3 separate regions of the Mus musculus genome follow, and all the other regions are linked to region 3. A link is a loop called in an ENCODE intact Hi-C map of the cell type or tissue named here. Cell type or tissue: heart. All regions are shown on one strand.

Region 1 (8,000 bases), 200 kb after region 3:
CCTTATGGGAGAGTGCCCTGAGCTTTTCTATCTCCCAAATAAACAGCTAGACTCAGAGATGACTCTAGATGCCAACAGACCATCTCACTCCATTCCAAGTTCTGCCGAGTCCAGAACCTCACAAGGAGACGCAGCCCAGGCTGCTCTACACAGTTTAGTTGCAGGAGTTCCCCTGACGCGCCCTTCCACGCGACCACCACCCACCTATCTAGCCTTGCTGCACTCTCCAACCAGGCCTTCTGATCTCCTCTCTGTTTACCAGTATACTCAGTTGGACTTCTTTATGGGGTGCCCAGCCTATGGCTCCTTCTCCCCACATACCTTAATCTTTGATCATCTGGCCAACACCCTAGCATCCTCCCTCCTGCCTAGCCTTGCTTCTCCTGCATCGGCCCTGGGAACCCTTCTGCCCGAGTCTTCCTCAAGCAGATCCCATTTATCTCTAGATCTGACATGGTTGGCCCTGCTCACTGGCTGCTGGCTGAAGCCTGTGGGCAGGGTATCAAAAGGATCACCATGTGCTAGTGCTCTGGCTATTGAGCGGGTACAGTTCGGGCTGGCCGGAGCCCAGGGTGCCAGGTGTGGGCAGCCCTTTTTCCCAGGCCAGACTGACTGCGGGGGTGGGCTCCAGGCCATCAGCTGCTGGTTTGGAGAGACTGGAATTCCAGGCGGTTCTTCCTGGGCTTTGGTTCCAGGAAGCAGACACTGGGCACAGGGCAGGCCTCAGGGAAGGCAGGGGGCAGGGTACCCCATCTGACCAGATAATAGGTCCCCGGTAGAGAATGCAGTCTTACTGAGAGAAGGGTGGCTAAGGACCCTGTTTCCACTGTCTATGGCTCCCTTCCTGGCTATGATGTGTACTTCTGGAAAAGGAGGAATCTAATTGCTGTCCGCCTAAGCCTGAGGCATAAGGCCTGAAGGGTGGAGGAACCTGTCTGTGAAGCAATGTTCAATGCCTTCTGACTGTGGTCAACCATCCCTGCAGACCTACCCTAAGGCCAGATCTTGTGCCAGACGGGGGGGGGGGGGGGTCCCTGGAGACAAGCTGCTGAAAATAGGCCCTGGGAACTTGTAAATGTCTTCCACTGGTCTGAGGGGGGAGGAGGGGGAGGAGGAGGAGGAGGAGGGTGGGCCCTAAGGAGGCCTGTGCTGTGTGTGTCTGGGCTCAGCATGTTCTCTAACGTGTGTATGGCAGCATATGTACCTGAGAGAGAGCAGAGGACATAGGGCAGGCTCAGATGACCTCCACCCCTTAGATGGACATCTCCACACGTGACCACACCCTCAGCCAGGTACCAGGAGAGCTAGTAGATAAAGGTCGTTTTTGCAACACTGCAGAGGCCCTCCCTTCCCTGAGCGGCTGAGTTTTCCTAGTGGGAGTGGGTTCTGAGATTCCTCAGTGGTCATCAGCCCTACCTACCTTCTCTGGCTGGCCTCGGGGTGTGGCTCCCCAGCCAGTGGAGGGCGCATGGGTGTGTACAGAGAAGGCTTGAGCAGATAGATCATGGTTCTGTGGCCTCCCCTCCCCCATAGTCTCTATGCTGTCCTGGCACAAGCAGTGGAGAGATCACCGTGTGCCCTTTGAGTGCTTGTGCAGAGCACAGCAGGCCTTCACTTAGCCCAGGAGTCCTGGTCAGTCGTCCTCCTCCAGGGATAGCCTGGGATAAGAGAGGCAGGTGAGAGTGTAGGGTTGGTCCTCAGGAAGGCTGGCCGGGCTTTGACACCAGCTGTGCCTCGCCTGAGAGGGCTAAGGCTAGAGGTCTGACTAGAGGCGCAGTAGCAGCAGCGGGCTGGCGGGCGGGCGGGGCATTTGCAGGCACTATGGAAGCTTCGGAAGAGTTTCTTCCCCAACCCCCAACCCCAGCCGACTGCCCGCCCTGTTGTTGTTCTTGTTATTTTTTGAGTCAGTCTCATTTAGCCCAGGCTGACCTTAAATAATCTATGTAGCTCAGGTTAGCTTTGAATCTTCTTGCTTCCACCTCAAGTACTGAAAAAGAGCTCTCAGGCTAAGAGCAGGCTCGAGCGTTTCCAAGGCAGATGTGACTTTTGAGGGAGTGAAGGGCTGTGAGCTAAGCAAACAAGATGGTGTTACCGTCTCTTCATCACCATCCCCGACTTTTTTCTCTTTTCCTCTTTTTTCTCTCCCTCTCTTCCTTCCTCCCATTCTTCCTTCCTTCCATTCTTCCTTTTCTTTATTTCTTGACAAGGTCTGGCTCTGTAGATCAGGCTCTTGTAGCCTCAGTCTCTGGCATGGTTCTAGCCCATCACAGGCCTATGAAGCCATGCCACAGCTTGTATTATGTCTTTGTGTCTTTAAGTGGATACGTCTGAATGGAATGTCTGGAAAAAAACTGCTGTGTACCAACAAAGAAGGTATCAGCCCTTGGCCCCTGCCTTGGCACCCCTCCCGTGACCATGGCAACAGGAAACAACATTCTGGAAGGCCAAGAAGGTTCCTGTGGCTTGGGGTTGGGGCTAGACTTAGGGATGGGAGGAGGACCTATCTCTGGGAGGGGCAATGGATGGAAGGAACGTGGACCGGGTTATTGACCCACCTGCCTTACTTAGCACATGTCTCTTGGGTGAGAGGTAGGAAGTTAGCTAGGTAGTGGTGGCATACACCTTTAATCCCAGCACTTAGGAATGAGAGGCAGGTGGGTCCCTGAGTTTGAGGCCAGCCTGGTCTACAGAGTGAGTTCCAAGACAGCCAGGGCTACACAGTGAAACCTGTCAGGAAAAACCAAACCAAACCAAACCAAAACAAGATCCCTGAGTGCAGATACGTAGAAACATAGCTATTTGCTTTGAGAGAGAGACCACTCACAGGAGGTTGAGCCACCCCAAAGGATATGCATCCCACAGGTATGCCTGCAGGTCCTAGCATATGCATGTGCATCCGAGCATTCAGCCTCTGCTACACACACACACACACACACACACACACACACACACACACACACACACACACACCCCAGAGAAGAGAGGAAGCAGTCTGCCAGGTGCCTTGTGCCTCCACCCAGTGCACACCCCTGGCAGGCAGCAGTTGGCTTCTTCCACGGACAGTGAGGTAGTGTGCTTTGTGTGTGGTCAGGCCCCAGGGATCTGTGTTGGTAGGGACACCACCCTTCCGGATGGTCCTGGACTTCTCTGGCCTCTCCTTATATCACCAAGGGCTTTGCTCAGATCTCCCCTTCCGGAACCTCTGCCCATAGGATGCTTCTCCCCCTCCCCTCTCCTTTGTAGACTAAGTCAGGAGCTATAGAAATATGTCCTTTTTTTTTTTTTAACAGAAAGACTGAAAGATTACAAGAAATGGCCTGGGGGTGTGGATGGGGGAGCAAAGTCAGCCTTAAGTCCAGAAACCACTCAGGGATGCCAATCCAGGCCTCTAGGTGGGTCTTAGGTAATGATAGGCTAGAAGATGGAAGTCTATCCTTGTAGGGCTTGTGTTCACCCCTGCTCTGGAGCCCCCAGCTGGTAGTGAAGAGCTTCAGAATGTCTTTGTAGAGCTGGGCATTTGTGGAGCTCCAGTTTGGGACAGAGCTGTACCCTCAGGTTAGGGTCCCTAGGAGGAAGGTAGTGTTCCAGAGGGGCTGCGTTTGCAACTGTGGGTAGTCCCTGACCCATGGTGCAACACTAATCCCATCTGAGAGTTCTGACTCCCTACCCCAGCAGTGGCCAGGGAGATGGAAATACCCCTGACTGATCCTTGCCCAGAGCTAGGTCTGGAGACAGATAAATGGGTGGGTGTGGACAGGAGTGTCAGTCAGGGCTGAACAGTGAGAACTTAATGTCCGGCTATCAGCAACTGCATCGTCAGCTTGCTAGGCAACGATCAGAGAGCCCCAACCCCTAACCCCCACTAAGCCTACAAACTACTCTGAAGCTCAGGCCAGTAGAAACCTCCCAGCCCTCCATATTTACTGTAGGCTTAGTCTGTTCTCTACCTGGTACCAACCACGGCTCAGCCTCCTCCTTAGCTGGGCAGTGGACTTGGACCGCTGAGCTCTGGGCACTTCTCCCAGAGATAAGGACTACTCATCAATTGTGCCTCGAGGCACCAGGGAAACAGCCTGGGCATGGCCTCACCCGAATTCCTTGTCTTGACCTCTAGTCTCCAACCTCAGGTTGTTAGGTCCTCAAGCTTAGAGTCTGTAGTTCCTGTGGCAGGATGGGCTTTTCTGGATGGGAGTCCCCTCTTCTGAGTTCCCCGGTGAAGTTGTGGCTGCAGTCCAGTCAGCTGCCAAAGGTCAGGGTGTTCACATGCGGCTAGCCAGAGTGGACCTCCTGGCGTCTGCGTGGGTTAGATCTGGGAAAGGCTGGAAGGAGTTGGGCTACAAGGCTGAGACTCTGAATGTCCTCAACTCTTTCCGAAGAAGCATCAAAATATGTGCAGAATCCTTGAATGCTAATTTGTGTCTCTCTGCGCTTTATTTGTGTGTGTGTTCACATGCGCACGTGTGTTTTGAAACAGGGTCTCACCCTAGAGACCAGATTGGCCTCACCAGTTTTAGTAGGACAAGCAAACACACCACGTCCCACTTTATCTGCACTTTAGAAGTTTCCTGTGCTTACCCGGTCTCCAGCTAGCCGTTGCAGGTGCAAAAAACGCTAGGCTAGACAGAGCTCTTGGTCCTTCGAGGGGAGGACTCAACGACCCCTATTCAAGACCGGAGACTTGCCCTGCCCCAGGCAGGGGGCGGGGCCTGGGTCCGCAGGAGCCGCTGGGCTTAGAGGGTCCCGGGAAGACTCCGCACCCCTGCATGGCCCTTGGCCAGTTTATCTTGCCGGAGGCGAGTATGAACCAGATGACCATTCTTGGCCAGTCGGCCTGGATCAGCGTTCCCAGGGGTCCAAGTCCCGGACTGAGGGGGTGGGGCGGGGGCGGGGCCTTAAAGGGCAGGGCCACGGGGTCCCTGAAAAGCGCGGACCAGGCGGGCGCCACCCAGTCCAGAGCCTGCAACCTACTTCCTTCTAGCTGCAGCCACTTGTGCAGGACCAGGTACCGCCATGCCGAAGTGCCCCAAGTGCGACAAGGAGGTGTATTTCGGTGAGCACGCTTGGGTATCCCAACCTCTCTCCACATGCCCGCGGGCGTACTGCAGGCGGTACGCGGAAGCGTGGTCCAGAGGCGGACAATATTGGGCTGTTCAGGTGGACCTGGCTGTCTAGAGTCCAGGGCATCGCCTGGGATAGAACCCATAGATCTTGCCCGCGGCTTGAGGGTGGGACAATTTGGTGTTAAACAGAACCGACATCTGTGCCTACTCGCTCTTATGTTTCTGGGTCGGTCTTCTGGCTTCCTTGTCTCTGGGTCTCCAGGTCTCTGTGACTCCCATGCTTGTGGGTCTCCCCTTCTCTGTGACCCTGGCCTCTGGATCCTGCTGTCTCTCCCGCCTTCTGTCTGTGCGCCTTGGGCGGGGTCCCTGCTGGATAGGAAGGAACGCGGGACTAGGGTGGCCCCTCCCAATGCTAAGTAGAAACAGACGCCCAAAACCACGTCCGGGGGGTTCGATCTCGGGTGCTCGTTTTCTTGCTGTTTGCGCGCCCTAGGGCTTCTATGAGATAGTGCGTGACTAAGAGGTCCCCTTGCCCCTGCTGAGGAGAAGGGTGTGCCCAGGTTTAGTGCAGAGGTCAGAGGACTTTAACTGGGTTTACCTAACCTTAGATCCTCCAGACTTGTTCTCCTCCACTCTCAAGTCTGAAGGCCTCCTCCTCTCCAGCTCTACAAGCCCTCGGGGGTCATATCCCTATGGTGACACTTAAAAGTGTCCCACCAATGAGCCGGGATGGGTGGGTGGCCAGGTAGCCCACGCCTTTAGTCCCAGTGCTTTAGTCCGGGGAGGCAGAGACAGGAGCATCTCTGTGAGTTCAAGATCAGCCTGATCTACGGAGTGAGTTCCAGGACAGCCAGGGCTACACAGGAAAACCCTGTCTCAAAACAAAAACAAAAAACAACCTAAAAGAAAATATCCCACCAAAAAGGTGACCCTTCTGGTTTGTGAGGTGGGATTGGCTTGAGAGCACCATAGTTGCCCCTAACCCTCTCTGGAGCACAGTGGTCTCTGGGGACACAGGGTGGGCTGCCACATTGAAAGAATGAAGTGTGGGTGTCTGTGCAGCTGAAGAGGGGTTGCAGGGACTCCAGTGTCTCACAGTGGATCTGTGCTTCTGCAGCTGAGCGAGTGACTTCACTAGGCAAGGACTGGCATCGTCCCTGCCTGAAGTGTGAGAAATGTGGAAAGACACTGACCTCTGGGGGTCATGCTGAGGTAAGGGGCCGTTAGGGGGCAGAGGGAGGAGCTATAGGAGTTGGGGTGAAGGTAAACCCTACTGTTCTTTTCCTTGTAGCATGAAGGCAAGCCCTACTGCAATCATCCCTGCTACTCCGCCATGTTTGGGCCCAAAGGTATGTTGCCGGACTTCTTCCCTAACGGGCCTCCCAGTGCCGGCCTCCTTTCCCAACATGTCAGTATCCTTATTTTTTATCTTATCCTCTTTTTATCTTTGGCAGGCTTTGGGCGAGGTGGAGCTGAGAGCCACACTTTCAAGTAGACCGAGGTATAGCCCCATCTCCAATCCCACCCAGTCCACCAGTTTACAGGACAGAGTCATCCCTAATAGAGTAAATAACAAAACTTTGCGCTCACATTTGTCTCTCTTTCTTACAGGTTGTGGAAACTCTCCCTGCCCGCCCAGGCACATGCCAGGCCTTACCCCCGGACAGCAGGGCTCTCGGGAACCCTCAGTGCCTTTAATAAACCTGATCTTTGGAAGTCCTGTGTTTTTGTCTGCTGATGTGTGATAGAGGGGTGTACAGTGAGAGCCTCAACCCCAGGCCTGATGCAGGGCACTGCTTTTCCTGCTGCTGCAGGCAGTGGTGCCCACTACCCTTTGAGGGGTGCAGTTTCAGGCCTACATCCAACTTCAGGATCCGTAAAGTTCCTGTCGCCTGGTTCTGTAGTGGTTCTGGCCTGGGGTGAGGTCCTGGCTGTCGGGGTCAGCAGGAACATGGCGTAGGTGGGGCTGGCCGCAGTTCAGAGGGTGAATCAGTGGGAGCTGCTTTGGTTCCCTTTTTGAGCTGTTTCGGGAGGGAGTTGTGTGGATTCCTGATCTATTCCATTTTCACTTCCTGCAACCCCACCCTGTCCCCAGAAGTGCACCCTTGTGGGTGAGCTCTGTAGCTGCTCAGCGTGGTCCCAGACACCTTTTCCCTGAACAGGAGTGCCCTGGGTGACCCAGTGCTCTAATGGGATTTGAGGGTGACAGTGGAAAGGGCTTTCTGGAAACCCTTGTAGAGCCAGGCAGCTCTCAGCTTTGCCTTCCCTATGCTACTGGCCATTCAAAACCCTTTGGACTTAACAAGGTCACAAAGGTCTCAGCAGTGTCCTGGTCTAGCCTGGGTTCATCTTTGGCACCTACACTGCAGGAACAAGCTGGATAGTCCAGTAAGTGGTCTGCAGTGTAGTGTAGTATAGTGTAGTGTGTATTGTTGGGTGATTCTGGAATTTCAATAGGTGGAGGCCATAGTGTTTGAGGTGACCACAGTATGGAGTAGAAGAAGCCCACCTTCGGTATTAGTTTCCTACTAGGAGGGGTGAGGGTATCTTTGGTGTCCAACCAGACCTGCAGAGGACCTGGAAGAGATGTATGGGTGAAGGGCAGAAACTCACTTTCCCCTGTTGTCTTCCACCCTTAAGGCCCCTGTCTTCCTCATACTTCCAGCCCCTCGAGCCCAGATCCACGTCTCTCAACTGGAGTAGACTTGGGCCTCCAGCAACCTGAGAGGCCTGTAGGAATGAGCAGGTCAGGTGAGGGAAGTGTATAGTATTGCAAAGAAGCCTAAGCGGCAGAGAGTTCCATAAGGGTGTATCAGGAGTTCCTTGGCACAGTAGACAAGAACTCAAGTCTTTGTGCTTTTCAGGGCGCTTCGTGTTTAAGGTGTGCAGTATAGCATGGCTCTGAAGCGAGGGCAGGAAGAGCAGGTAGAAACTAGCTGG
Region 2 (8,000 bases), 190 kb after region 3:
GGCTTTGGTTGGAGGGGTTGCCTCAGGAGGTCCATCCCCCACCTCCACCTTTGTGGCCTGGCCTTAGAAGCACTGGCAGTCAGTGTGGATGCATAGCATGCTCCCCTGCTCTGGCCTCACTTTGTGTTCTCTTTCATCAGGTCTGGCAAACCATGGACAGACCAGGCACATGGTAAGAATGGGTGACTAGGGAATTGGCATGCTTCTGTGTACGCACACACATGCTTCTGTGTACGCACACACATGCTTCTGTGTTCGCACACACATGCTTCTGTGTTTGCACACACATGCTTCTGTGTTCGCACACACATGCTTCTGTGTTCGCACACACATGCTTCTGTGTTCGCACACATCCCTCAAGGTGTTGGGGAAGTGGCCCAGGTAGCTCTCGCTCCTCACCATGTGCCATGCAGAGAGCATCTGGGAGCCCTGGCCAGATCTAACAGGTAGCGTAGACCCAGTGCATTCAGGTCTCTACAGCCCTCCAGGGCTCCCTACCTGGGCTGTAAGTTAGCTGTGGAGCCTTGAGACCTGGCTGCCCAGGAGGTTAGGGTCTCGGGCTGAGGGTTATAAGGTAAGGTCAGGGTACTGTCTTCCTGTGTCCATACCTCTTGTTCACCACAGGGACCAAGTCGGAATCTCCTGCTCAATGGGAAGTCCTACCCCACCAAAGTGCGCCTAATCCGTGGTGGCTCCCTGCCTCCAGTCAAGCGGCGGCGAATGAACTGGATCGACGCCCCAGATGATGTATTTTACATGGCCACCGAAGAGACCAGGTTGGAGCCTTTTCTGGGAAAGGACGGGATATGAGAGTCTTCAGCTACCACCCTCTGATTTGTACTGGCTTACCTCTTCCCACAGGAAAATCCGAAAGCTGCTCTCATCCTCAGAAACCAAGCGTGCTGCCCGCCGGCCCTACAAACCCATTGCCCTGCGCCAGAGCCAGGCCCTGCCGCTGCGGCCACCCCCACCTGCACCAGTCAATGATGAGCCCATTGTTATTGAGGACTAGGCGGTCACCCACACCGTGGCCTGCCTGGGCCCCTCCATCAGCCCCAGAGTATCCAGTGAGGCCTGCAGAGGCCAAGCGGCCTCCCTCCCCCACCAGACTGCTGCCCACCCCACCCTCTGTTTCCGTAGTGCCCCAACTCCCGCCCTCACATGCAGAGAAACTGCTCCTCTGGTGGACATGTGGGGAAGAAGTGTGGTCTAACTTATTCCGAGACACCGAGGAGGAGTCTTTTTTAGCTTTGTGTTTACTTTCTGGCTGGAGCAGAGCTGAGGAGCGCCCTGGGCCGTGTGCTGCAGGGCTTCTCACCCGGGGTGGGCTCTAAGGTTTTGTTGTGTTCTGTTGAAGGTGCCATTTTAAATTTTATTTTTATTACTTTTTTGTAGATGAACTTGAGCTCTGTAACTTACACCTGGATGTTAGGATTGGTGCAGCAGCCAGCAGCGGCCAAGCTGCCTGCAGGGTTGGTCCCCTGTCTTTTCAAGTAATTTTCATATTAAACAAAAACAAAGAAAAAAATCTCATAAAAAGGAAAACCCCACCAAGCCCTTCTGCGTCTTTTGTTCCCAGTCCCTCTCCTGGTTTAGTTAGGGCCATGAACCTAGGCTGCTCCAATACCCAGAATACCCAGGGCATCCCTTGGCAGAAAGATGGGCAGTAGCCATAGCTAGGGTCAGCTTAGCGCTGGGGGTCTTACTCAGGCTGGCAGAGAATATCACTCTGAGACCTATTCCTGTAGGCCTTTGGTCAAGGGCCTGCTGCCCTTCCAAGGGGGACTGGGCACAGAGGATGCCTTGTGCAGAAACAGTGTCTCACGTGCCACACTGAGAGCTGACCCTACCTGAGGCCCCACAACTTTTTTCTACCAGGGTTTTCTACCTGGGTCAGCTTGGCACAGAAGCTTAAGGTCCAGGGCCCACCCCCTGTGCCCAGCAGATCCCTTGCCCCAGCTGTCGGGCTTTCTGTGCTAAGCTGTGCTGCCCTGGCAGGTGTGCTTTTCTCAAGAATTTGCTCATATTTCTGCTCAGAAATCCTATCTCTGCCTGCGCTTAGCCTCGCAGGCCCAGAGACAGGTGCGGGCCTGGCCAGCTACGGGAGGGAGAGAGGAGGTCTGGCTCTGCAGGCCATCGCCCCTCAGGCTGCTGCAGCCTCAGCTGGCCAAGAGGAGGCTCAGACCCTTTCTGGGAACAGTGGAGTCTTTTGGCCCCTGCCTCCTGGCCCCCCTTGCCCTCCTCAGGCGCCTGTGATGTGTAGAAATCGCAGTCGGGATTAAAATAGAAACCATTTATGTTCCCACTTGAGATACAGATAAGGGGTATCTCAGCTTCCCTGAGCTTGTGATGGGGCTTATCGGGGTGACAGGCCAGGTGTCCGGGACAGTGCTGTGACATATACCCTACTCACGTCCCCAGGGTCATTGGGCTTCTCCCGGTTGCTCTGGCCTCTACCTTGTCCTCCACTACTCTCTTCAAGGGCCTCCTGTGAGTCCTTTTCCCATCGGGAGTCTGGGGAGCATGGCTCCATCGAGGTCCAGACGAAGCCCCTTCTGGCCTAGTTCCCTCAGCTTTCCACAGACACAGGTCTCTTTTTTACTGACATTCCTAAGTGGGCTCCAGTGCCCACTATAGAAACAGGGCCAAGACTATTGGACATGAAAGCCAAGGTGAAGAACGGGAATTAGACATAGGCTGGTGGTTCATGGGCCCAGGAAAGTAATCTACACTATCCTGAAGCCTTTTAATGAGAAAAACAGGTAGGACCCATTCTACAATGGTCAGGCAGTGACCCGAGAGACTGGTGCTGACTTGACGACCTGGACGTAGCTCAGAGCCTCCATTCCAGGCCTTACCATTCCTGGCCATAGGTTCCCACGGTAGATCTGTGACCCTGCCCTGGATGACAGGACACGTGAAGATAGAATTCCACTGTATTTCTTATCTTGTTGGGGCCCTAGAGAAGAGAGCTGCTGACCTGCTCCACACCACACCATCTACCAGGACACAAATGAGTCCATCCTAGCTGAGAAAGGAGGGACCCTGTCCCAAAAGGCACTGTGGAAGCCTCTACCTACCTCTTCCCTTGGCTGGTGTGTGTCCAGAGGTGCCTTTCTGTGCCTGCCCATGCGATCCTGTTACAGCCTCAGGTGTGGAGGTCAAGGTTACTGTTTGTCATTGGCCCGTGTGCCTTCCTGCCAGGCTCACAACAGCCCCATAGCCCTCCTTCATCATCCAGGGACCCAGCAGAGGAGGTAGGACAGAAGCAGCAATTAGGAACTCTTACCCGGCCCTCTCCATCCCCTTCTCGCCCTGGGCATCCAGCCAGGATTGCCCCGGGAGGGGGCCTACTCCTATCCACTCTCATTGTGGCCGGGCACCCTTGAGGCCTTTTTAGAAGACTAGCTGTGCTTAGCCCAGTCAGCCCTGTCTTTCACGGCAGATATTAGCGGTGGAGTGGTCAAGCAGGCTGGTACCTAGAGGTCCACAGGACTCCTAAATGGGAAGCTGGAGGGGGCGCAGTAATGGATGCTTGGGTTGGAAGTCAGGACACCTATACATTCAGCCTGAACAGGAACCTGGCTGTGAGCGAAGGGTCTGTCCAGGAAGGCTTCCTTGCCTGCCTCTCACCTTGGCTGGCATGTGTCCACAGGTGCCAGGGGGAGCTGGTCTGGCTGGTCAGTCAGGCTTGGAGGGGGTGGCACGTTTCTGGGCTGTTGTCACCATGGAAATGGCAGTTACTGCAGGATATGTGTACAAAGGAAGGCCACCACATGGAGCTATAAGAGTAGGCCAGGGATTACCAACATGCCTGGTACCTGGGACCACTTGGCTCCCAGTCCATGGGCTGGACACAGAAATGAAATGTGGGTCTCCAGCACGGCAGTGAGGAAAGTGTGGGAGGGGTTTCTCTGGAGTCAGCTGTCCATACTGGGCAGGGTCATCAGGGTTTGAGACTTGTAGAGTGTTTGTTCCCCAGGCCCAAGGCTCAGGTTGGGTCAAGAGGCTCAGAGAGAGGCCTGTAGGTCCATGGGAGTCAGAAAGTAAGGAGGGTGGGACGGCAAGCAAGCCCTTAGTGGGAAGGAAACTGGAAGGGGACTATTCTGAGGACAAGCAGGATTTCTGGCTCTGCTGCTCTACAGAATGCTTTGGGGCCAGCATTGTGGGAGTCAGAGACTCTTAGTCTGAGGAAGAGCAGCAGCAACCTCACAGAAGGGGGTATTAGCCCACAACACTTGCCGCGGAGGAAATTCGCAGGTACCCCATTCCTCCAAGGATAAAAGTGCCTTAGAGGCAAGTGCACCTGCGGCCCCGTCAGAGCCTGCTCTGGCTGACGCCACCCCGCCCCCACTCATCCCAGTGGTTTCTTAAGCTGTTTTTGGAAGTGGTGGCGCTTACAAGTGAGCCTCGCCCGCCCCTCCTTCAGCACCACAGACAGGACCGCGGCGCCCCGCCCGGAATCCGATGCTTCGTGCTTCTGTGCTGCGAGACCGTTGCTATAGAAACGAGGCAACAAAGGGAGGCGGCGCCGGGAGGCGCGAGGGGCGGGGGCGCGTCCCGCGGGCTTCTCGTGCCCCCTTCTACCACGAGCAGGCCCGGACCTCGAGACCTAAAGCTGGGGATCCCAAGTCCGTTCTACAGCTAGAGATCACTATGTGGCCATGGAATCCTCGGGCGATCCCTGTGGACGCCACCTCACTCCGGGGTAGGGGGCGCTAGGCCGGGCCCTTCCGACCCTGGCAGGTGCGCCCCGCCTGCAGCGCGCCCAGCTGCTGGCGTCTAGGGGGCGGGCTCCAGAGGCCCCGCCCAGGTCTCGGAGCCAATCGACGTCCGGGGGCGGGCGGGGCAGGCGCGGGCGGCGGCACAGAGACGAGCGCGGGTGGAGGGCGCGGACCGACCGAGCGCACCGACCATGGCCTCCAAGTGTCCCAAGTGTGACAAGACCGTATACTTCGGTGAGTATCCACCCGCCGTCCGCCTTCGCCTCCAGGCTCCTGGCTGAGAGCCACACCCCGGAATGTACACGGATGGGGTGCGCAGCCACCGTCTTGGGATGCGCGATCCGATCGGTAGCTAAGCTCGCCACGCTGTTTTCGCGGGTGCGGCCCGAGGCTCGAAGGTAGTGCTACGCGGGGCGAGGGATACCATCTGGGATTCTGGAGAAGCGGGTGGCGTCGGGTGGGTTCCGAAGCGCTCGGTAGGCACTGGTCTAGGTACGCAAAGTCCTGGTCGGCCGGGGCCAGGAGCGCCCTCCTGGCCACCCGCATGTTCAGCTTATCGCCCTTCTTCAGGGACGCTCTTCGGGGCGGGATCCAATGAGGTCCGACGCCCGAGACTGGTCCGTTGAGATCCCCTGGTTTCCGGCATCTCTTCACCTTATGGCTGCTTCCCAGCCTGCACATGGGCCCACTAGTGTGACCCATAGTAGTGAGTGACCCCAGTGCTCACTTCGACCTCTGCCCAGGCCGTTGGGCCAGGTCTGGGATTTCGGATTCAGTCCAAGCGGGGGCGACCTTGGCTTCTGCCTCTTACATGCCCCAGCTTGCTCCTTTTCTTGGCCATTTGCCTCTGCAGTTTCACCCGGGGTGGGGCATGGTGACACGTATTTCTCCATGAGCTTGAGAGTGCACTGGGTGACTAGGACCCTGGCCTCTTGGAGGTCAAGGCCATCTGGGAAGGAAGCTATGGTATGCAGGAATTGGTTCCTGCTAAGGTAGCCCCTGAAGGCAATCACCTTTATCAAGCATCCCCTGGTTCCTGATCTGCTAACCTCCTGGGGCTGTGTTCCTAGCTGAGCAACTTTGCCAGAGTAGCAGTATAGCTGCCACTGAAAAATAGACTCAGGGCCAGAATAGAGGAAGACAGGGACATGAAAGGACAGGGACTCTTATGCTCTTCCCCAAACAGCAGTGTCCAGGTCAGTGAACTTCAGATGACGGGAGGAGAGGAGAGGCCACTTTTGTTTGTTCCCAGAGTGGAGGGACCGGATTTGGCTTGGAGTTGCTCTGGGTGGCCTGGAGCCAGGGGTTTCCTGTTGCCTCCTGGAGGGGACAGATTGCCTGATTTCAGCCCTTTTCCTACAGAGAGATGTTTAACAAGCCCCCGAGTGAAGACGGTCTTCAGGGCCTCTCTGTATGACTTTGCTCCAGACCAGGCCAGCTCTGGACTCTCTGGGGCCTTGGCCAACAGGGCACCCGGAAAAAGCACTCTGCCTGCTTGGGCGCCTCTGGCTCTCAGCAGAAAACAAAGGCTCCTCAGAGTCGGCTGGCTTCTGTTCTGTGGGAAGGCGATGGGGGTCCAGAATAATGCCCTCTCTGCCCAGCTAGGCTGTGCCCTGGCAGTCCACTTCTGAGTAAACGCTAGGTCCAAGGGACCCCAGGGTGCTGTGAGTCCGATTTTTCTTCCAGAACACATGGCCAAGTAGGGAGACCATTCCCTTCCAAGCTATTAGACCTAATCAATGCTGTATTCCCAATTTGGGTCTGTAATGGGGCCATCGACCCAACCAGTGGGTCTGAGGGTCAGCTCCCTGCCCCATACATGGCCCACATCCCAGAGCTGGCCAGAACATAGTGGTTTTGGCAGCCTTGAGCTGCAGCTGCCACAGCCACTGATGACCATCCCAACAATCTTATCACTGTCCCAAGAAAGAATGCCAGGCATGGGAGCCAAGCCTGCTTGCCATCCAGGTAGCTCCTGCCTGTTCTGGCTCACCTGTGTCTTAGGAAAGGAAACTAAACAGTACTGTCCCAGGACAAGGGTCGGGTGGGGGGTTCCTGGGGAACACCTGCCCGTGTCCAGCAAGTTAGGGCTGCGGAGAGCCAGACTTAGCCACATGGAGGATCCAGGCTTGCTGCCCAGCGGCAGCACTTCCCAGCAGGGGGAGGGGTCTCTCACAGTAGGCTGTGCTCCCTGGCGTTTGCCAAGGTTGTCCAGAGGAGGCATGGCCCCAGAGGGACCAGTGGGCCGCTCTTGAGAAAGGAAGGCTGGAGAGCTGGCTGTTTCTGTTATCCTCTGAGTGGAGTGCCAGAGCCAAGCAAGCATAAACACCCCTCCCTCCTCCCCCGCCACTCTGGCCTGGCCCCTTCCCTTTGGAATTCCGGCTCTGCTTGCTCTCAGCTCAGGCCCTTCTTCCTGCCCACTTCTCCACCCTTTTCCTGCCTTACTCCCTTGGGGAGGCCCAGGCTTCCGTCCATTGGGATGTGGCTCGGCAGTCATTGCCCTGGCGGTTGCGGGGTGGGGTCCACAGCCCTCAGCTGCTCATCACAAACCTTTGGCGCCAAACTGGCAGCTGGAGGCAGTGGGTTGGGTGGAGTGAGGTCTCAGGGCTTAGGACGAGGAAACCAAATAGGGATCTTTCCTGGTGGTCCCGCGGCAGCCAGGACTGGTGTTCCCTCACCTGGTGCTGAAAATCAAGGGCTTTTCTCTTGGCCTCGGGGACTCTGCCTGGCTCTGTGGGGAGGGGGAGAGGTGTGAGGAGACGCACCATGAGGGTGAGGTTTTGAGGAGCAAGGTATAATAAATAGGTGCAGAGAGCAAGACACTGAGGGGTTAAACCAGGTGCACAGCCTGAGACCACTTTTTCGGGATGAGCAAGGACAAAGGGCTCCAGGATGGCTGAGGGAGTCTCTGTAAACAGTAGCCTAATCTCGGAGTCACCATGGGCGGGGTGGGAGTGGAGCTTGATGTCTGCCAGGGGATGTAAAATGCAAGGGTGTGGGACCTGGAACCTTCTGGACTGCAAGAAGAGGAGGAACAGGCACGATGCTTTGACCTCCTCCTCCTCTTCCTCTCTACAGCTGAGAAGGTGAGCTCCCTGGGCAAGGACTGGCACAAGTTCTGTCTCAAGTGTGAGCGCTGCAACAAGACACTGACCCCCGGCGGCCATGCTGAGCATGATGGGAAGCCCTTCTGCCACAAGCCCTGCTATGCCACGCTGTTTGGACCCAAAGGTAAAGTAAGCAGGGTCCCAGCCAAGCAGTGGTGGAGCACTCCTT
Region 3 (8,000 bases):
TTTCAGCCATCCTCCTCCCTCAGACTTCCCAGTTAAAGTGGCGGGATAACAGGTGCGTGTCGCATAGGAATCATCAATAGTGAATGAGCGACAGGAGAAGTTGCCAGCTGTTTATTTTCTTTCTTTTTTTTATATTGCGTACATAAAGCACTGCTTTTAATTTTGCTGTGGCATGTATTACTTTTTCAATTAAAAAGAACCATTCTGAAACACTTAGGATGGCAGGCGTTGACTTGGTATATTTTACTGCCACGGAGGTGTTGAGAGGACATGAGAGATCAGTGGCTATTATGTGGCAGGGTGGATTTTGTGTCAGAGGTGAGGCAGAAGATGGCGGGTGGGGGGAATCCCAGGAGACATAGGAGCGAGGCAGCAGGGAAGGGACTGAGCAACAGGCTGCAGGAGGACCCTGGACACCTTGGCTGTGTCACTTCAGCTGTCTCCTCCACTCCCAAGTGGTAAGATGAGGCTGCTGAGGCCTCCCCATCATATCCCCAGGGCACCATAGCTGCTCTTATCCCACCTAGTGTGTTCTAGAAGGCTCTCTTTGGGCAAGCACCCCGCTCTGGGCCACTCCTCAGGGCTACCTCTCTTGGTGAATCTTTCCCCACATGTCTAGTCTTCTAACCCATGCTACTGCTCCCAGGGTCCCTTTCAGGCCCCTCCAGTACACAGGACAGGTCCTGCTTTCGGCACTCCCTCCAGCTGGCCACCTGTTTCTGTGAGCTGATCTCCCCACATGTCACAGTAGACTCTGGGTCTCCAGGAGACAGCTGTGTTGTGGACTCTGGAACCAGGAGCCCCAGGTCTCCCTGCATGTTATACGGCTGGGGACAGTTCTCACCTGCCCTCGTCAACGCTGTTCTGTCTAAGGAAGTCTGGTGAGCCCAGAGGGGTCTGAGAGTGTACGGGTGCACACATAGCGCCTACACGAGTTAGGCCAAGTCTGTGTGGTGGCGAGAATGAACATGAGAGCTGTTTGTGCTACTGACATCTTTAACCTGCAGCAGAAGCAGGTCCAGGCTCTTCCTGGCCAGCTTCAGAGTCTCCAGGCGGACCTCTGTGGTGTGGATATTGTAGACAGGTGGCAGGATCTGGGCCTCACATGAAGCTCAGAGAGGTGAAAATAGGGGTTCCCCTTACCCTGCTGGGGTGCCCAGACACTCTGGAGCATGCCCAGGCAGAGGAGAGGTGCTAGGGCAAGGGACCAGCCTACCTGGCTCACCATCCTGCACTGCTCTAAGGATGTTGACAGGGGGCGCCAGCGTCCCCAACTTTCTATGAGTCTTCTGCAATCTGTAAGTATCTCAGTCACAGGTGAGTCACCAGAGGGACAGGTTGACACTACTCTAACTCTACCCCTCTCCACGTTAAGGGCCCATCCCCACCCCACAGCCATTACTGGGTTACCCCTTGTCACAAAGCCTGGGATGACTCGGAGCCAAAGTGAACAGAGGGCTGGGATCTGCAAGACTTTCTGCAGCAGGCTGCTGCTGGACAAATGGCATAGTGTGGGGACAGATAGCTCCTGCTTCTGCTTCATTCCTGAGCTTCACTCCCGTGTGTAGGCAGCAAAATGGCCTAGGTGATCTATCCCCCACCCCACAGGGCACGCCCCGCATGGATGAGCTCCTGTTACCTCAAGCTAGTGGCTGGACCAAGGTCCCCCATTCTTAACCTTCAGGCGCCCCTGGGTCTCAAAGGGAAGCAGTTCAGCCCAGAGTGCTAGCCTGCTGGTTTCTGCAGGAGCCCACCCGGAAAGCACTGGCTGTGAACAATGCCTGTGTGTGACGGGCTTTCCCTCTGTGAGAGAAAATAGTTCCATAGAATGGCAGTTTCCTGCATTTGTGCCTGGACCTGAAGGGGTGACTCATGCTGAGACCTCCCAGAAAGAGATGGCCCCAGAGCCCCTCCCCACCCCCCAGCTCCTAGGCAAAGCAAGGGTTCATTTTTCCTTGTAGCCCCTGCCATCTTGGGCTTTCAAACCCATCCCAGCACTATGAGTAGCCCAGGCTAGCAATGACATAGAGGCTTCCTAGTGGAAGCCCAGATTCAAGTGCCAAGAGCTGGGGGGTGGGGGTGGGGGTGGGGGTCTAGGGAGAGAGGTCAGTGGCTCTGGCTCCTGGTTCTGATGAGGCCACTGTTCTTTGGACAGGGCCCTGTGATGAGGACTGGCCGTGGTCTGCATGGAAGAGAGGACAGGGCTCTAGGGGTGTGGACACCCTGTGACATGAGAAGGGTGAGCAGTGGTAGCCAATTAACACGTCATGAAGGGTCGGGCTGAGCCACTCTGAATGGCACTGTCGCCCTGAGATGGTTGTCTGGAGCAGTGTGTGCGGCTTCAGGAGAGCTGACAGCTACTCTAGTTTGGGCTGTTACAGGCGATTATTTCAGACCGGAACTGTGAAGACACTCTAAGGAAACCTGGCTCTTCTGGCCCACAGTTGTCACATGGGCAGCCAGCCTCACCTCCTGGCATACCGTGTGCTCTACCGTGTGGAGACCACCAGCTCTGCTTCAGTCCACAACCCATCCGGCTGCCTTCTCGGGTCTATTTCAGTGTAGTGTAGTCTATGGGAGGGTAAGGGACTTATGCTGCCACCTCTAGCCTATTGTCCCTGCCTGGCCAGTCCCACTTGACCACCTTTCTCCCAGGTTCTCTGAAACCTCACCTTAGTCCTCCCTTTCTTCCAGTTTTTGCCCCTCTCTTAGGGGCACCATAGTGTACTAAGAATCAATGGCTCCAGTCTTTTCTGGGCTGACAGTGATCCAATGTCATGCTGCCTCTCATCTTGTCCCCAAGGTTCCTGGCTCGGGCAGGGCTCCCCTCCCTCTCCCCTCAGACCTTGTGACCTCCAGCTGTTCACATTAAAAGGTTCCATGCTCTATTTACAGGGATCAGCAAGGTAGGGCTTCCATCCCTAGAGGGTCCGGGCCTATGAGAGTACCAGCTGTTAGTGAAGGACCATTGAGCTCTGTTCTGGAGGATACTGTTCGTCCATGCCACCTGTCAGCATAAACTTCATGTCAAGGCTAGAGACTCAAGAGATAGATGACAAGTCGTGCCCAAGGGGTAAGGATCTGGTTGGGTATGGCAAGGAGCTGGTTGGATGCCTGTCAGCTCACCTTGGGCATGCTCGGCCCCTCTGCACTGAGTAAGTAGGGTGTCTCTTCCCATCCAGGGGAAGCCCGTCATCCCCAGCCACTTGCTGTCGTTCTGTCTAAAGGAATCCAGGACGAGCACAGATATTCGGGCTTTCTGGACAGTACAGCTCTGCCCACTTGCCTCTGCCCGTTGTTGCCAACTCCTTGTATGAAATCCCAACTTGAAATACTAGCGTGAGATCCTGATTTCTGAGTGGGGACTGAAAGAGAAATTCTTAGAGGGGAGGGCGAGAACTGTCTTGCTCTATACTAGGTGGTCATGGGCAGCTAAGTAAGGACCACTACGGACTGTGGACCAGAGAGCAGATACCTCTCTTCCGCCTGACTCATACATAGTTCAGGTGTGGGCCCTCAAAGAGATGAGCTGTTTGGCAGGCAGGACCAAGCCAGCCTTAAGGATCCCCACAAGGCCCAGGAGAGGGAGCGACAAGAGGACTCACGGTCCATGCCACAGTCCCTTTTCTAGTTGAGTCCCAGTGGATTCTTCCTGCAGAGAAGGCAATGGAAGTGGAGTTTCCACGCCCGGATATCTGAGTTCCATCCGAAACAGCGGTTCTTAACTTCTCTGAGCCGGTGACCCTGTGCCCTGGAAGAGTAGGAGGCAGCAGACTTGGAAGGGGCACCCCAGTCTGGGGACCTTCCTCGGCCCCTCCTCCAGCTCTGCAAGCTCTGATCTCACGAACCCAGCCCCCACTACCGCTTCTCCAGAAGGAGACATTCCGGCTCTCCCACCCACCCAACTGACTGCGGACGGAGGCGAGCCCCCAAGATAGGACCCCAGGCAAGGCTGGCCTCCGCATTTCGGTTTCCTGCCACCCGCCCCCTTCTCGATCCTGCAGGAAGTGGCCGCCTCCTGAACAAAGGGGCCGGCGGACAATGGCCATTGAATTGGGCTGGGGCGCTCGTGCGGGGACAGGCTGCCAGATGCCCGCGCTGATAAGAGCCTGCGCGCCGGGCCCAGTACGACACGGAACCGTGCGCGCGTCCCTTCCCACCGTGCGCTTCCACGATAGCCCACAGAAGCGCGGTGCGGCGGGAAGACCATAGCTCACCGAGGCCTGCGCGTGGGTGGCTGGGGACCAATGGGGAGTCGGCGCGCCCCGCTTTTGGACCAATCTCGGGAGCGCGCGGAGGAGCCGCCCCGCCCAAAGCCTGGCATCTCTCGCAGCTTCGGCACCGCCTCTTCTGGGTCCGCCCCTAGGCCCGCTAATGAACGACTCCCCCGCTCGCTACCGCTCACTGCCCAGTACCGCTGACCAAACCCTGGCTCCTGTGTGGCTCTTAATAGCTAGTGTGATGTTTTTTTTTTTTTTTTTCTCCCAAATCCTCAGATGTCATCAGTTTTGATTCTGGGAAACGTCCTCGCAGGGCTGTGCTTCTCTCGCATTGTTTTGGGTGGTATGGGTGCCTACGTGACAGTGGCAGGCAGTATCATCTGGTTTTCCTCAAAGGTTGAGGAGCCATACTAGCTGTCAAGACTCCAGGGGTATGCGCACAGCAGGGGCCATGCTAGAACAGCATAGGCTCCAGACAGACACTTCCTTTCCTTGCTACCTTCTAACCTTAACGTGAAAGCAAGGCCAGCCATCAAAGGCCAGGCCAGATTCCTGCTCCCCTGCAACATTGAAAACTATCCAAGATAGATGCTGTGAACCCTCTGGGACCATATCTAGAAAACTCACATCCTTGGGCCTTCTGCTTTGGAGGCCTGGATAGCTCACACTGAAGCCAACTCCAGGGGGGAGGGCAGTTGAAACTGTGTTTTTCCAAGCCCCAAATCCCCACCCTAACCTGAAGCGGCTCTGAATGAGCCCACAGAGCTGTGATTAGAATACGTGGCAGGCATCTGCTGTAGTTGTCAGGAAGAGCTCAGCTGTCCCAGAATGACAGAGCCATTGGGGAGGGACAGAGATGGCAGCTGTGGGGGCAAAGGCTATAAATGTGGGGAAACGGGGACAGATCTCCATTCCTGGATGGAATGAGATGGCTAATTTGGAGTCTTGGCAGACCCCAGGCAGACGGGACAGAGATGGGGCTGCTTCCCTTGGCAATGCCCAGCTCGCAGCATTTCCTGCTTCCCCTCCACTAGCAAGCAGTCCCTCCCCTAACAAGTTCGGGCCCACTGGCTGCTTTACTCCTCCACAAAAAAAAAAAAAAAAAAAAAAAAAAAAAAGAGAGAGAGCATGATGCAGTGGACACAGGGACCCTCAGAGTCTGCTGAGACCTGAGAAGGCTCTAACTCAGCTCTAGTGGAAGGAAGCAAGAAACGTGTCCTGACCACCAGATGCAGAGAAAAGATGCTGCTGCAGCAGCAGCAGCAGGAGACTGGGGCCAAGGAGGAGGCAGTGCTGGGGGGAAAGGGCAACACACAGGAATGGCACAAGGATGTTGGAGTGCTAGGGGGTGTAATGAGACACTCTTAGCCCACCTGCTCTACTTTTTGTATTGTTTGAAGCCATTATGTTGGCAGCCCTGGGAGGCGGCTTCCCCAGCCTTGTGGTGACCACCTGCCTCGGAGCCCCAGAAGCTGGGTGGGAGTGACTTTAAGATATGGTGCCTGGAAGACAGTGCTGGATGTTTGGCCCTGGTGATGCAAGGATCAGGCTAAGTAATCCCTCTGTGGCTCTGTCAGTGGGCAGACTGGGTAGTGCTGAGAAAGGAAGGGCTGAACTCATTGGGCAGTACTGAGAGGCTGGCATAGACAGGACTTTTGGGTGGGGTTCAGTAGACATCATCTGGAGTCACAGCAAAGACTGGGTTACTGTGCCCTTCCAGTGAGTGACCCATCTCCTGGGTACCTGTGCGGTCCTGATGTAGCCTGGTTAGTTTGATACACCTGTCACACTCTTCTTTGCCTCCTTGGCCCAGCATTAGCCACTTCAACACTGCCCCTGATTAGGACCCTTCTCCTGGCAGCTGTTTGAGATACCTTGCACCTACTGGCTCCTCTCTTGTCACACTATTCAAAGGTCCAGCGAGACAAGTCATAGAACAAAATGTGTCCTATTTTGTGAGACAGCCAGGCCAGGCTGTAGACACCTGGATCTGTAAAAGCAGATGCCCACAGGTCTCCTGGCCCTACTACTCAGTCTGCAGGAAGTGGGAAGCCCTTGGCTTCCAACCCTGCCCTTTATCAGCCTTCATGGCTTCCTGCCATAAAAGTGGCCGGCTCCCCCACCTTGGCGCCAGGACGTCGGGTCAGTGGTGACTCACCCGTTGCCCAGCATGAGGACGCCTTGGCCCCATGTCCTCCTGCCTACCTTCACAGCACGTGTGCCTGGCCACTAGGTCTCACAACAGACTGGCTTCTCTAAGGCCCTCAAGGCAGGGTACACCTCTGCTTCTGGGCCGTGAGCTTACCTCCACTGGTCTGTCCCACTCTACCCACAGAGACCCTTGCCATTCCTTGTCATGGGGTCCTGCCCACACCCCACTACACCCTACAGCTCCATCAGCCTTACCTTCACGTGCTCTCTTCTGCCTCCTGAATCCCAAGTATGAGACCTGTCTCTTCTGGGTAAGACTTTTGTGCCCTGTTTTGGCCTGGCTCTAGGAAGATGTCCCAGTGTAACTCCTACATAACTCCCACTCTAGGGCCTCAGGATGTCTCTCCCAGCCCTTTCCACTCTGAGCGCTCCCATTCCCTGGGCTTATCTCTGAGCATTAGTGGACTGTTAACAGTAGCCCAAGGTATGCTGCTCCTGGCAGACTGCCCCTCCTCCTTCACTGAGGTGCACCCTTTGCTTAGCATAGCTCAGTATTGTAAGATTGTGTGTAAAAATGGGAGCTGGAGTTGGGGAGGAGAGGCCCTTGGCCCCAACATCCAGAAGGCTGGTGGCAAACTGGGGAAAGACAGGATGTTTGAGTGGGCTTTTTGTCTACAGGGGAAAGAAACTTGCTCTCCTTTGCAGAGGCCTTGTGTTCACCACAAAGTTCCTTATTTATACGAGCTGCAAACCAGCTCTTAGGGCTTCCTGCCTCTGCCTGCTGAGCCAGTGGAGAAGGTGTGATGGTTGCTAACTTGACACAACCAGTCACCTAGGAAGAAGCAATGTTAACTGAGGAATTGTCCCCACGTTTGGCCTGTGGGTATGTCTACATGGCATCTTCTTGCTGTTTGATGTGGGAGGGCACAGCTCACTGCAGGCCATGCCATCTGGGAAAGCTGTGCTGGGCTATCTAAGGAAGCAAGCTGAGCAAGCCTTGGAGAGCAGGATGGTGAGCAGCGGTCCTCCACGGTTCCTGCCCTGATTTCCTTCAATGATGGACTGTGACCAGGATGTGTAAGCCAAAAGAACCTTTTTCTTCCCCCCAAGGTGGGTTTGCTCAGCATTTTAAAATCACAGCAACAGGCTGGAGAGATGGCTCAAGGTTGAGAGCACTTGCTCTTGCAGAGTGAGCCAGATTCACTCCCCTGAACCCACACGATGGTTCACAGCGACCTGCAATTCTTGTTCTAGGGATCGGATACCCTCTTCTGATCTTTGCAAGCACTGAGTATGCATGTGGTACACATTCATGTGTGCAGGCAAAACATTCACATAAAATAAATCTAAAACTTAAAAAAGTCCAAAGAAAGCAAAGCACGATGGAAGGGGTGTAACACCTGTGTCCCGTCTGGCCTGAATATGGCTGTGTACAGCCTGAGCTTGTGACAATGCTCACTCCAAGTTCTCATTCTGAGTCACTGTCAATGAGCTGGTAAAGTTTGCACATTTGCCAGGAACATCCCCAGAAGCCCCCATGGGCTGGTAAGCCTGATTCCACCTCATCATCCTAGATATTTATTTTATTTATTTACTTTCAAGATGGTTTTTCCGTGTAGCCTTGGCTGT

Evidence for each region. Peaks named below come from ENCODE experiments on the same cell type or tissue, not always from the same donor. Only the 100,000 strongest peaks of a DNase experiment are listed, where the experiment ranks them.
Region 1: it touches region 3 in a loop (2.2-fold over the local background); 4 of 42 quality-filtered maps call a loop at or near these places.
Region 2: it touches region 3 in a loop (2.9-fold over the local background); 4 of 42 quality-filtered maps call a loop at or near these places.

Annotation. Positions count from the first base shown.
Region 1 is chr12:113,147,104-113,155,103 of GRCm38, forward strand. Gm30599 reads left to right here. Exons shown (of 2, transcript XM_006516447.4): 2 at 1-1,015. The coding sequence ends at 757. It overlaps Crip1 (cysteine-rich protein 1 (intestinal)), which reads left to right and starts at 4,909. Exons shown (of 5, transcript NM_007763.3): 1 at 4,909-5,050; 2 at 6,178-6,272; 3 at 6,352-6,409; 4 at 6,515-6,561; 5 at 6,672-6,776. The coding sequence starts at 5,011. The coding sequence ends at 6,555. In heart, a CTCF peak has its summit at 1,448 (motif pointing right); DNase peaks (open chromatin) are centred at 578, 1,468, 4,858, 5,448 and 8 weaker places; H3K4me3 peaks cover 3,019 bases; H3K27ac peaks cover 3,669 bases.
Region 2 is chr12:113,135,657-113,143,656 of GRCm38, forward strand. Mta1 (metastasis associated 1) reads left to right here. Exons shown (of 21, transcript NM_001364622.1): 19 at 141-172; 20 at 625-776; 21 at 862-1,550. The coding sequence ends at 1,012. It overlaps Crip2 (cysteine rich protein 2), which reads left to right and starts at 4,580. Exons shown (of 7, transcript NM_024223.2): 1 at 4,580-4,958; 2 at 7,803-7,955. The coding sequence starts at 4,916. It overlaps F930026P19Rik (RIKEN cDNA F930026P19 gene), which reads right to left and starts at 4,484. Exons shown (of 4, transcript NR_165646.1): 1 at 4,402-4,484; 2 at 3,634-3,743; 3 at 3,081-3,228; 4 at 2,699-2,999. In heart, CTCF peaks have their summits at 1,180, 4,696, 6,929 (motif pointing right) and 7,879; DNase peaks (open chromatin) are centred at 4,505, 4,815, 5,535, 7,065 and 8 weaker places; H3K4me3 peaks cover 5,499 bases; H3K27ac peaks cover 7,760 bases.
Region 3 is chr12:112,946,274-112,954,273 of GRCm38, forward strand. Gm26583 (a long non-coding RNA gene) reads right to left here. Exons shown (of 2, transcript XR_381995.2): 1 at 4,218-8,000; 2 at 97-3,751. Among named protein-coding and RNA genes, the nearest start is that of Gm26583, 4.0 kb to the right of the region's middle. In heart, a CTCF peak has its summit at 1,233; DNase peaks (open chromatin) are centred at 4,228, 4,698 and 6,358; H3K4me3 peaks cover 1,672 bases; H3K27ac peaks cover 6,122 bases; H3K27me3 peaks cover 833 bases.